Linked DNA regions of Homo sapiens: region 1 is linked to region 2. Evidence: chromatin loops called from intact Hi-C (ENCODE). Cell type or tissue: mammary epithelial cell. All regions are shown on one strand. Links, peaks and the distances in the headings refer to the core of each region. The heading gives the core; the rest is flanking DNA. Region 1 has its middle 540 kb from the start of IGFBP3. Region 2 has its middle 730 kb from the start of IGFBP3.

Region 1 (5,388 bases), core at 275-5,274, 200 kb after region 2:
CCACTCTGGGAATTCCCTACCTTTTTCCCAGAAACTGCCTATTTCCTCATGAATAATTCATGCTTCTTTTAGCATATGAGCAAGAAATAAGCCTTAAAATAGCCAGCCCAAAGCCCTCAAGGCTGCTCTGCCTATAGAGTAGCCATTCTGTTCTTTCTTTACTTCTCTAATAAACTTGCTTTCAACTTATTCTGTGGAGTTGCCCCAAATTCTTTCTTACATAAGATCCTAGAACCTTCTCTTGGGGTCTGGATTAGGACTCCTTTCCAGTAACAATCGGAGAGCAGACATACTGTTAAATTAAATTTATCCTAACGCCGTCTTTTTACACATTTGAAGTTCAGGCTAAAGGTTTCTCCATACATGGTTACACCTAACTAGATATATAAATAGACTAGAATCTACTATCTTAAAAAATAGCCAAGTCACAATCACAGTGGCTGCATTGCATCCACTCACAGTTGGCCAATTTTTCAAACCATGCTCAAATAAGGCAAATTCCAAGCTGTCACTAGTCCAGCTGTTTCTGTACCTCACTTCCATTTTCTATACGTCACTTTCCTTTTTCTGTCCATAAATGTTATCTGATCACTTGGCAGCCCTGGAGACTCTCTGAACCTATTCTAGTTCTAGGAGCTGCCCAATTTGATAATAGTTCTTTATTCAATTAAACTCTGTTAAATTTAATGTATTCAAAGTTTTTCTTTTAACATGCAAACTGAGGACTTTTGCCAGGCCAAGAAGGCAAGATCAATACAATCTATGCTGACTCTCATGGCTGCAAATCAACCCTCTCCCATAGAGCATGCTAATTCGGATTTTATTATAAAAGCTCAATTTTGTTTCTTTAACTTTTCTCTATGGGTGTGGAGCACAAGAGTGCATACACACACTTTTATTTGTTTATTTTTTGCCCCACCAACCTCTTCATTAAAGCCATTCTAACCAGTTTTTGGCCACATGTTTTGTAAATCTTGTCTAACACATTACTTTGGAAATTGATATCTTTATATTTCAGCCAGAAGTTCCATTTTAACATCTTATTACACTCATTCTAGGGCAATTTTTGCCTTTTCATAAAGTATCAAGAATAATATTTGGCTACAATTCCCATATCTGCAAAGATCAAGCAAACTTCTCTGTAAGTTAGTAACTATTATTATTATTACTGCTACTACGACTAGTCTAGGAGTTTCTAATGGTCCTAAAGGAAACCAAAACTATTTAACCCCAAAATATACTTCTTTGACATATTTTGAGATGGCTGTTCAGAGGTCCTGCAGATAAAAGTAGCCTTGCAAAGCTGTCTTTTGTGGGGGAAATTTCCTCAGTAGAGGAAATAAAGTGAAATAAACAATGGATGCAAGTAGGCTTTCTCTGGAGGCCCCTGTGTCTGGATCTAGAAAAGATTAACTGAGAGTCTGATACCCTTAATGGTCTGATGAAAACCATTACCACTGATTACCATCTACTCTCTCTGAGGGCTGCTACCTGGGGTTTCATCTGCGTGAAGTTTCCAACTGCTTTTGCCCTACACTTTTCCTTTATTCCCTTTCCCATAACCTGTCTTGCCCTATTCCAAGCCCCTCTTCTTTCTGTAACCTCAGGATGGATGAAACTTGTACCATCTGGTCCTTTCTTTGAGTTTTCTTATTTTTTATGACTTCCATTTACACATGTGCATGTAATATATTTGCATGCCATTTTTCCTATTAATTTGTCTATTATCAGTTTGTTTTATATATTCAAATTATCCAGACTTCAACGGGAAAATTTAAACTTTCCTACAGTCCCAACACACTTCTGTGAGCACTTTTAAAGCTCCTGGGATGAAACTACCTTTGCCAAAATTAGAACAGTGAGAAAATTATGACAGTGAAAGAGATCTGATCTAGCAAAACTGTCTTGCCTTTAACCTCTTAACTACCCTTAATCATTCCTGGGTTTAGGCCAAGATAACTTTGGGAGACATTTAGTTTATAGTTTAAATAATAATAATAGTCCTTCCCCAAAACTAAACTGACTTTGTAAAGCTAGTGAAAAACCATCAGGTTAGATGGATGAGAAGCCTGAATTCTGCCAAGGTATAGACTTAAAAACAATTACCAGCCATTATTCCGGATGTCACAAGATATGAAATTTCACTAATTACTCCTGCAGATAACATCATTATTATGGAACTGAAGATTAGCCTTTGAGATGTCTTTTCAGGTTTTTGCATTTCTAATGATGATGGCTCCACCTGGACCCACCAGCCATCCTGTGGCCCCACCCAGAAGAGAACCACTATCCACACCCCCATTCCCTTGCCCGCCAAACTATTCTGGAAAAACCCTAGCCCCCAAGTTTTGGGGGAGTTGATTTGAGTAATAACTTTGTCTTCCAGGTGGCATGGCTGGCCTCATGTCAATTAAACTCTTTATCGAAGTGCTGTGGTCTTAGTCAATTGGAGTTGTTTGTGCAACAGGCAGTAAGAACTCGTGGGGTGTTTACAGGGAGAGTACCAATTAACACAATAGTTACAATGAACACTCAAGATGTGAGATATAATAATAAATATTTTATTTGTGCTTCTCTGCCTTCCCCTGCGAGTCACCATTGTGAGTCTCTTTATGTCTTTGAATTTTCTGTTTTTCTACTTTTTACTGTATTTTTCTTGATTTATAAAGATAATACATGCTCTTTAAACAAAACTCAAATATTATATAACTAAGAAAAATAAATGTTTCAATAATTTTATCTTTTAAGTTAATGATATTGATGCAAATTATTTCACATTTTTCTTTTACATACTTCTCCCATTAAGAATTAGCTATTTTATTATTATTAGCTCCTTTATATTAAATAATGGAATCACTGAATATCTAGAAATCAACAAATCCTTTCTAGATACCATGGTTAAGCATAGCTTGGCTTGGTAAGCAAAACACATATTCTGAATACTTAAAACCAAAATCTTTGGGATGTTTTTTCTCTTGGCTCATGTGCAATTCCATAACACTGACGCATAACATTCCATTAAGTTAGATGCCAGTGGGAAAGTCTCACGTGACTATGCTGCATGTTCAGTCTCTAGACACACTCTGTCCATGTCTGCAGCTGAGCCTTTCCCTTAAGCATTTTTCTGACCCTGGACACATCTGGACTCCTGCCGTGGTGTGAGCACCTCACAGGCCCTGCCCTTGTTCAGTCTGTGTCTGTTTCTCTAACTCCAGGCACAGTGCCTGGGCTAAACTGAATAGATTCTCAAGAATTCTTGTGAAGCACAGTAATAGGTACATTTTACAAGGAAAACCAAGAAGAAATGCAGGTTGATATATATCATAAGCCAAAATTCGGGTGTGCAGATTGGATCCAAGAAGTGTGTGAGTCAAATGGACTACGACAACTGGCTTCACTCCAGCAGCTTGATTAGAGCCCTGGGCAAAGAAGTGTCTGGTACTCTCTGCCACACCACACACCTTGGCATGCTTAGGTTCCAGGGCACCGTGGGTAATCCTTGGCACTATTTTTTTTTTTTGAGATGGAGTCTCGCTCTGTCGCCCAGGCTGGAGTGGAGTGGTGCAATCTCAGCTCACTGCAAGCTCTGCCTCCCGGGTTCATGCCATTATCCTGCCTCAGCCTCCAGAGTAGCTGGGACTACAGGCGCTGGCCACCACGCCGGGCTAATTTTTTGTGTTTTTAGTAGAGATGGGTTTCACCGTGTTAGCCCTTGGCACTATTTTTATATGGTACAGCCATAAAATGGAATGAGTTTGTAAAAGTGAGACCCTATGATGAAGAGTTTGTGACTGTCAAAGCTGTGGACAATGTTAGGGTTAAAGGGAGAGCGCATTCGCTATTTTCCAGTATCTAAATAGAGGTCATGTAGAATTGAAGACCACTCTCATTTGGACTGACTTCAAAAGATAAATTTATAAGATGTGACAAAATAAGATTTAGTGTATTATGAGGAATGTTCTATATGATTCTTCAGGTGCACCCTGTCCAGTTGAATCCCAGTTGCCTGGAGGGATGACCCACTGATTAGTAGCCTTTACAGCTTTCCTTCCTCCCATGCCTCACCTCCCTATTCTCTCTCTTGTGCTTCTTGGGGAATCACCTCCAAACGGAACCTCTTGCACTTAAGATCTTGCTTCAGGATCTACTTTTAGGTAGAATCTAAACTAAGACATCTATTCCTGCAGGTGTGGGGCTAGGTTATGGAGTATATCCTAGTCCTCACTGTTGAAGAGCACGGTCTGTTTGGAGCAGATGGACATTACAATGAAAAAGGACTGTGAGAGGGATTCCATAAGGTCATAAGACACATGAAGCAGGTGGTAATCAATTCCACTCAGGATGCTGAAAGAAGACTTACAGAAGTGTCCCCTTGAGAGGGAACTTGAAGAATAAGCAGAAACTGACCAGGCTCATAATAGATTAGCAGTGTTTCTGGCACAGAAAATGCCATGTGCACAGAGAAGGAGGCTGCAAGCAACCACAAGACAATCAGGAGTGACTCCAGGAAGACTGAACAGCAGCCTGGGAAGCCACGGGAAAACAGAAGGAGACGGAACTGCAGAGCTTGAGCTTGCCAGGAGCAGAATGTAGAAAGCCAAGCTCTGGGCTGTGAGAATTTGGCTGCTATAGTATAAGCAGTGGGGGGACTTTAGAAGATTGAAATTAATAATAATAAAACAAATACAAAGAGAGTAACATAATCAACTGCCATTTTAGAGAGCGAGAACTTTATTTGCAATGTGAAGAACATGAATTGTCAGTAGGGAGTTCAGAGAATAATGTATTAAAATTATACCCCTCAGAAATTATTAGTGTCTTGTCCAGGATAGGGACTGTAGAAGGCAGAGAAGAAAGAAGGGTTATGAAGAATGTATTGGAGATACAATCAACACCACGTAGGATGGATTGAAGGAGTGTATGTATAAGTGCATGCACATCTGTGAATGGTGATGCATTGATAAGAACTATTAAGGCAGACACTTAGATTTTGCTCTTGGGTGATTGGAGCAGTTAGGAGATGTGACTAAGTAAATATGTAGCAGATGAGATAACTCTCCAATCATCTGTTGACTCTGAGCTGGAAATGTCCGGGAGACAGTTGGGAACATCTCCGCGGCCCAAGGGAGAAGTCCAATCTGTGCACATGGATTTCTTCATCCTCTGTACAAAGAATAACCCTAGAAGAATAGAAGAGAAAAAAAATGCCAACTCTGAAGAACATTAATTAAAACAAATTTCAGATTTTATGGTAATGACTCCATGGTTTTCTATTACATGACTATTAACCAGCCCTTAGGAAATGGACGTTTGTTGTCAAGTATTTCAATTATATAAAGAACATAGAGTTCATTATAGATTCTGGATATTAGACCTTTGTCAGATGAG
Region 2 (5,388 bases), core at 205-5,204:
AATCACATCAACCTAAAAAAATAGTAAATCAAAAGCAATACTACATTCTTGGAGGGACTGGAAAGATTATTGCCACCATGAAAAAACATGAAAGATTCAGGGGTGGCAATTCTCACCACATCCTCATTTGTCTCTATTTGGCCTGTGCAAAAGACAGATGGATCTTAAAGAATGACAGTGGACCATTGTAAGATTAATCAAGTGGTACCTCTAATTGCAGCTGCTGGACTAGATGTGGCTTCATTGCTTGAGCAAATTAACAAATCTCTTGATACATGGTACCCAGCTATTAATCTGACAAATTCTTTTTTTCTTTATACTTGTCCAGAGGCTGATCAGAAGCAGCTTTGTTTTCAACTGGTAAGGCCAGCTATACACCTTAACAGTCCTACTTCAGCCTCATATTAACACTCTAGCTCTATGCCATAATTTAGTTTTCAGGGATCTTGATTGCCTTTCCTGTCTACAAGATATCATGCTGGTCCATTGCATTGATGACACTCATTGGATCTGGTGAGCAAAAAGTAGAAGCTGCTCTAGACCTCTTGATAAGATATTTGTGTGTCAGAAGGTGGGAAATAAACCCAACAAAAATTCAGGGGCCTTCTAACTCAATTAAATATTTAAGGGCCCAGTGGTGTGGGGATATCAAGATATCTCTTCTGAAGTGAAGGATAAATTGTTGCATCTTGCCTTTCCTCCAACTAAGAAGGTGGCACAGTGCCTAGTGGGCTTCTCTGGATTTAGGAGGTAATATATTTATCATTTTGGTGTATTTCACTGGCCCATTTACTGAATGACCTGAAAAGCTGCTGGTTTTGATTTGAGCCCAGAATAAGGGCTCTTCAAGAGGTCCAGGCTGCTGTGCAAGCTTCTCTGCCTCTTGGGCCATATGGTTCAGCAGATCCAGTGGTTCTTGAAGTGTCAATAGTGGGTGGCGATGCTGTTTGGAGCTTTTGCTAGGCTCCAATAGATGAATTAGAGCACAGGCCTTTAGGACTTTGGGGCAAGATCCTATCGTCATCTGCAGAAAACTGCTCTCCTTTTGAGAAATAGCTTTTTTTTCTGCAACTGACAGTTTAATTGTAAGCCACAAATTTACCAAGCAACTTGAGCTGCCCATCATGAACTGACTATTAGCTGACCCATGAAGCCATCAAGTTGGCTGCATGCAGCAACACTCCATCATCAAATGAAGGTGGCATATACTTGGGGTATATGAGCAGGCCCTGAAAGCACAAATAAGTTACATGAAGAAGTGGTTCAAATTTTCATGGTCTCCATTCTTGCTTCATTACCTTCTGTCTCTCAGCTACACCTGTGGGCTCCTGGGGAGTTCTCAACAATCAGTTGACAGAGGAAGACAAGACTCAGTCCTGGTTTAGAGATGATTCTGCATGATATGCAGGGCAGCTGCAGCACTGCAGCCACCCTCTGGGACATTCCTGAAGGACATTGGTGAAGGGAAATTTTCCCAGTGGGCAGAACTTTGGGCATCCATCTAATTGTCCATTTTGTTTGGAAGGAGAAGTGGCTAGACATACAATTATATACCAGTTGATGTCTAATGCTTTGGCCTAATGGTCAGAGACTTGGAAGGAGCACGATTGGAAAATGTCACAGAGAAGTTTGAGGACAGTTTTTCCCTGAATGGAGAAAAAGTGGGAAGATATTTGTGTCTCATGAGAATGCTCATCAAATGGTGACCTTAGCAGAGGAGGATTTTAATAATAAAGTGGATAGGATGACATATTTTGGATACCAGTTAGCCTCTTTTCTAAGCCAACCTTGTTATTAACCAATGGACTCATGAACATATTGGCCATGTGGCAGGCATGAAGGTTATGCATAGGCTCAGCAACAGGGACTCCACTCATTGATGCTGAAGTGGCTATGGCCACTGCTGAGTGTCCAATCTGCCAGCAGCAGAGACCAGAACAGATTCTCAGCCCCCAGCCCCATAGCATCATTCCTGGGGTCATGAGACAGCTAGGTGGTGGCAGGTTGATAATATTAGATAGCTTCCATGATGGAAGGGGTAATGTTTTGTCCTTCCTGGAATATATACTTACTCCGGATATAGATTTGCTTTTCTTGAATGTTTCTGTCAAGACTACCTTTGGTGGACTCACAGAATGCCTCAACTGTCTTTAGGGCTTTAGCACTTTGGGGCAAAATCCTGTCTTCATGTTATTCCACCATCATGTTTTTCCATACAGCACTGCTTCTGATCAAGGAACTCACTTAATAGCTTAAGAAATGTGGCAATGGTCTCATGTTCAGGAACTCACTAGTCTTACCACATCCCCCACTATCCTGAAGTAGCCATCTTGATAGAATGGTTGAATGGCCATTTGAAGTCTTGGTTACAGGACCAGCTAGGTGATAATACCTTGAGGGTTGAGGCAGTGTTCTCCAGAAGACTATGTTCTGAATCAGCATCCAATATTTGGTGCTGTTTGTCTGATAGCCAAAATTCTTAGGTCCAGAAATCAAGGTTCAAAATTGAAGTGACACTACTCATGACTTCCCCTAGTGTCCCATTAGCAAAATGTTTTCTTCCTGCTTCCATGACTTTATGCTCTGCTGACCTAGAAGTCTTCATCCTGGAAAAAGAAATGTTCCCACCAGAAGACAAAATCATGATTTCATTAAACAGGAAGTTAAGAGTGCCATCCACCACCTTTGGGATCTCCCTTCTGAGTCAACAGGCCAAGAATTTACTGTGTTGGCTGGCATGACTGATCCAGATTACCAAGGGGACACTGAACTACTACTCCCTAGTGGAGGTAGAGTATGTCTGGAATACTTAGAGCATCTCTTAATATTACCATGTCCTGTGATTAAAGTCAATGGAAAACCACAAAAAGCTAATATATTCAGGCCATCTAATGGCCCAGACCCTTCAGGAATGAAGGTTTGGGTCATCCTACCAGGTAAAGAACCACAATTGGCTGAGGTGCTTGCTAAAGTCAAAGGGAATACAGAATGGATAGTGGAAGAAGGTAGTTATAAATACCAGCTACAAACACATGACCAGTTACAGAAAAATGACTCATGACTGCAATTGTCACAAGCACTTTCTCCTTACTTTGTTCTGAGTATGTTTTTATGCATATGTATGTGTATCTTTTATTCTGTCTTATCTTGTTGCCTTGTAACATAAGATGTATTTATTTCGTATTGTAGTATTTAAATATTGTTAATTTACATTATAAAATTTAAGTTATAGAATACCAAGGAGAAGAATAAACATCACTCAGGGCTTTACCTCTGCTTCTGGGGAAGGAGTTAGTGCATTACTGGTAGTACATAGGATAGGTGTATCACGTTCAGTGGCATTGTGACCTTGTTATTGTTTTTATTTGAGGATTAATTATGATTTGAGGTGAGGCATTTGTGTGCCAAGTTGACAAAGTTTGAACTTGTGATGGTTGATTCTACATGTCATCTTGACTGGATCATGAGGTGCACAGTGCTATTTCTGTGTGTGTTTTTTATGGTTTTTCTGAGTTGAATGAGAATTTGAATCTGTGGACTCAGCGAAACAGATTGCTCACCCCAATGTGGTTGGCCATTACCCAATCCATGAAGGGTTGGAGTAGAACAAAAGACAAAGAAAAGAGGAATATGCCTCTTCTTTCTTCTGCCAGCATGAGCGGAAACATCCCATCTCATCTCATCTTCCCTGGCCCTCAGACTGGGATTTATACCATTGGCTTCTCTGGTAATCAGGCTTTTGGGCTTGGATTAATTTGCATCACCAGCTTTCTGGGATCTACACCTCTCAGAGTGCAGATCATGGAATTTCCCAGCCTCTGTAGTTTCAAGAGCCACTTCCTCATAATAAATCTCCGCATATATCCTACAGGTTCTCTTTTTCTGAAGAACACTGACAAATACATTTTTCCCTTGTCTGACAACTCATTCTGCTTATTATTATAGATATTTGTGTATTTAACCTGTTTTTACTGAATAATGATTTTTTTGCAAGGGCAAGCATTGGATTTCCCCCATTTCTACATCATCTTTAGGTCCTGGCGATCTGTTTGGGTACCTAAGAGCTTCAGAAAGTGTTTCAATGGAAATGAATAAATTAGCAATTGTTTGTCTGTGTGCTCACTCATGCAAATATAACTTTTTTTTTTCTTGAGATGGAGTCTTGCTCTGTCACCCAGGCTGGAGTGTGGTGGCGCACTCTCAGCTCACTGCAAACTCTGCCTCCTGGGTTCATGCCATTCTCCTGCCTCAGCCTCCCGAGTAGCTGGGACTACAGGCGCCTGCCACCACGCCTGGCTAATTTTTTGTATTATTTAGTAGAGATGGGGTTTCACCATGTTAGCCAGGATGGTCCCAATCTCCCGACCTCGTGATCCGCCCGCCTCGGCCTCCCAAAGTGCTGGGATTACAGGCGTGAGCCACAGTGCCCTGCCAATATAACTTTTTTCTATTGTCTTTAACATTTTGATTTTCTAACTTATGCTTCTACATTGTAAGTATTTCCAGAAAGAGATCAGAAAGAGAATCATGTAGATGCTCACTAAAATTCAATTCTTCAGGCAATTCTCCCTCAAAAATCCACAAGTGAAGCCACACTGATATTTGTATGGGATTTTTCTCAGGGAGTTCTCATGTTACACTAACATCCACTTCTTGGTATTCATTATGATTCTTTTAATACTGAAAGATTTTCAGAACTTCTTGCTAACTTGGAATCATCAACTGGCTCTAGGTGGGCCCAATAAGGTCTTTTCCTAATTCATCCAACCACCCAACACAGTATTAAAGGACTCTTGTTCAAAGCATTTATGTTATTTTTTAGCTTCCAGATATGTTTTTTACTTTTTTCAATATTTTACCTCTTCTTCATTATCCCTGACCTGATCTTTTAGATGTATGTTTAACTCTTAGACATATGGTCAATGCTTTTTTATTATTTTGTCTCATGTTTTCCAACTTTTTCTTTGAGTTCTGAGTTTTGTTAATAATCAACTTAGTGTTCAAAGTAAACATCTGACTATCGAGCATGCACACTTGTTTTTTTACTGTATTTCTTACAATGTCTAAGACCTTTTTTTCTCTTTGTTCTGCCATTCAAAGCTGCCATTCTTGTTTCATACTTGCAACATCTTCTTAAATCTGCTTAATGCGTTTTCTCCTGCTCCCCAAAGTATATTAGTTTTTTTCTGAGTTCAGTGTCCCAGGAGTTCCCCCAGCCCCCTTTCTTGTGGTTGGTTTTCTCATGTGTCTGGTGAGGGCAGATGGTCCATTTGCATCACCGCTGGTAATATTTCCACGGGTTAGGTTGGTAAGTATGTTCATGTAATACATGAACATGTAAACGCCAGGGCTCACAGCAGACAGCCCAATAATTTATGGAGTGAGCAG

What was found. Hi-C counts contacts between places; a loop is a spot of excess contacts. Peaks named below come from ENCODE experiments on the same cell type or tissue, not always from the same donor. Only the 100,000 strongest peaks of a DNase experiment are listed, where the experiment ranks them.
Region 1: a loop joins it to region 2, with 1.8 times the contacts of the local background. A loop is called at or near these places in 2 of 110 quality-filtered maps.

The regions. Positions count from the first base shown.
Region 1 is chr7:46,454,135-46,459,522 of GRCh38, reverse strand. No RefSeq gene overlaps it. Among named protein-coding and RNA genes, the nearest start is that of IGFBP3, 540 kb to the right of the region's middle. In mammary epithelial cell, for the core only: no CTCF peak of the experiment used is centred there; a DNase peak (open chromatin) is centred at 3,062; H3K27ac peaks cover 809 bases.
Region 2 is chr7:46,652,404-46,657,791 of GRCh38, reverse strand. No RefSeq gene overlaps it. Among named protein-coding and RNA genes, the nearest start is that of IGFBP3, 730 kb to the right of the region's middle. In mammary epithelial cell, for the core only: CTCF peaks have their summits at 2,619 and 2,826; DNase peaks (open chromatin) are centred at 2,711 and 3,011; H3K27ac peaks cover 2,389 bases.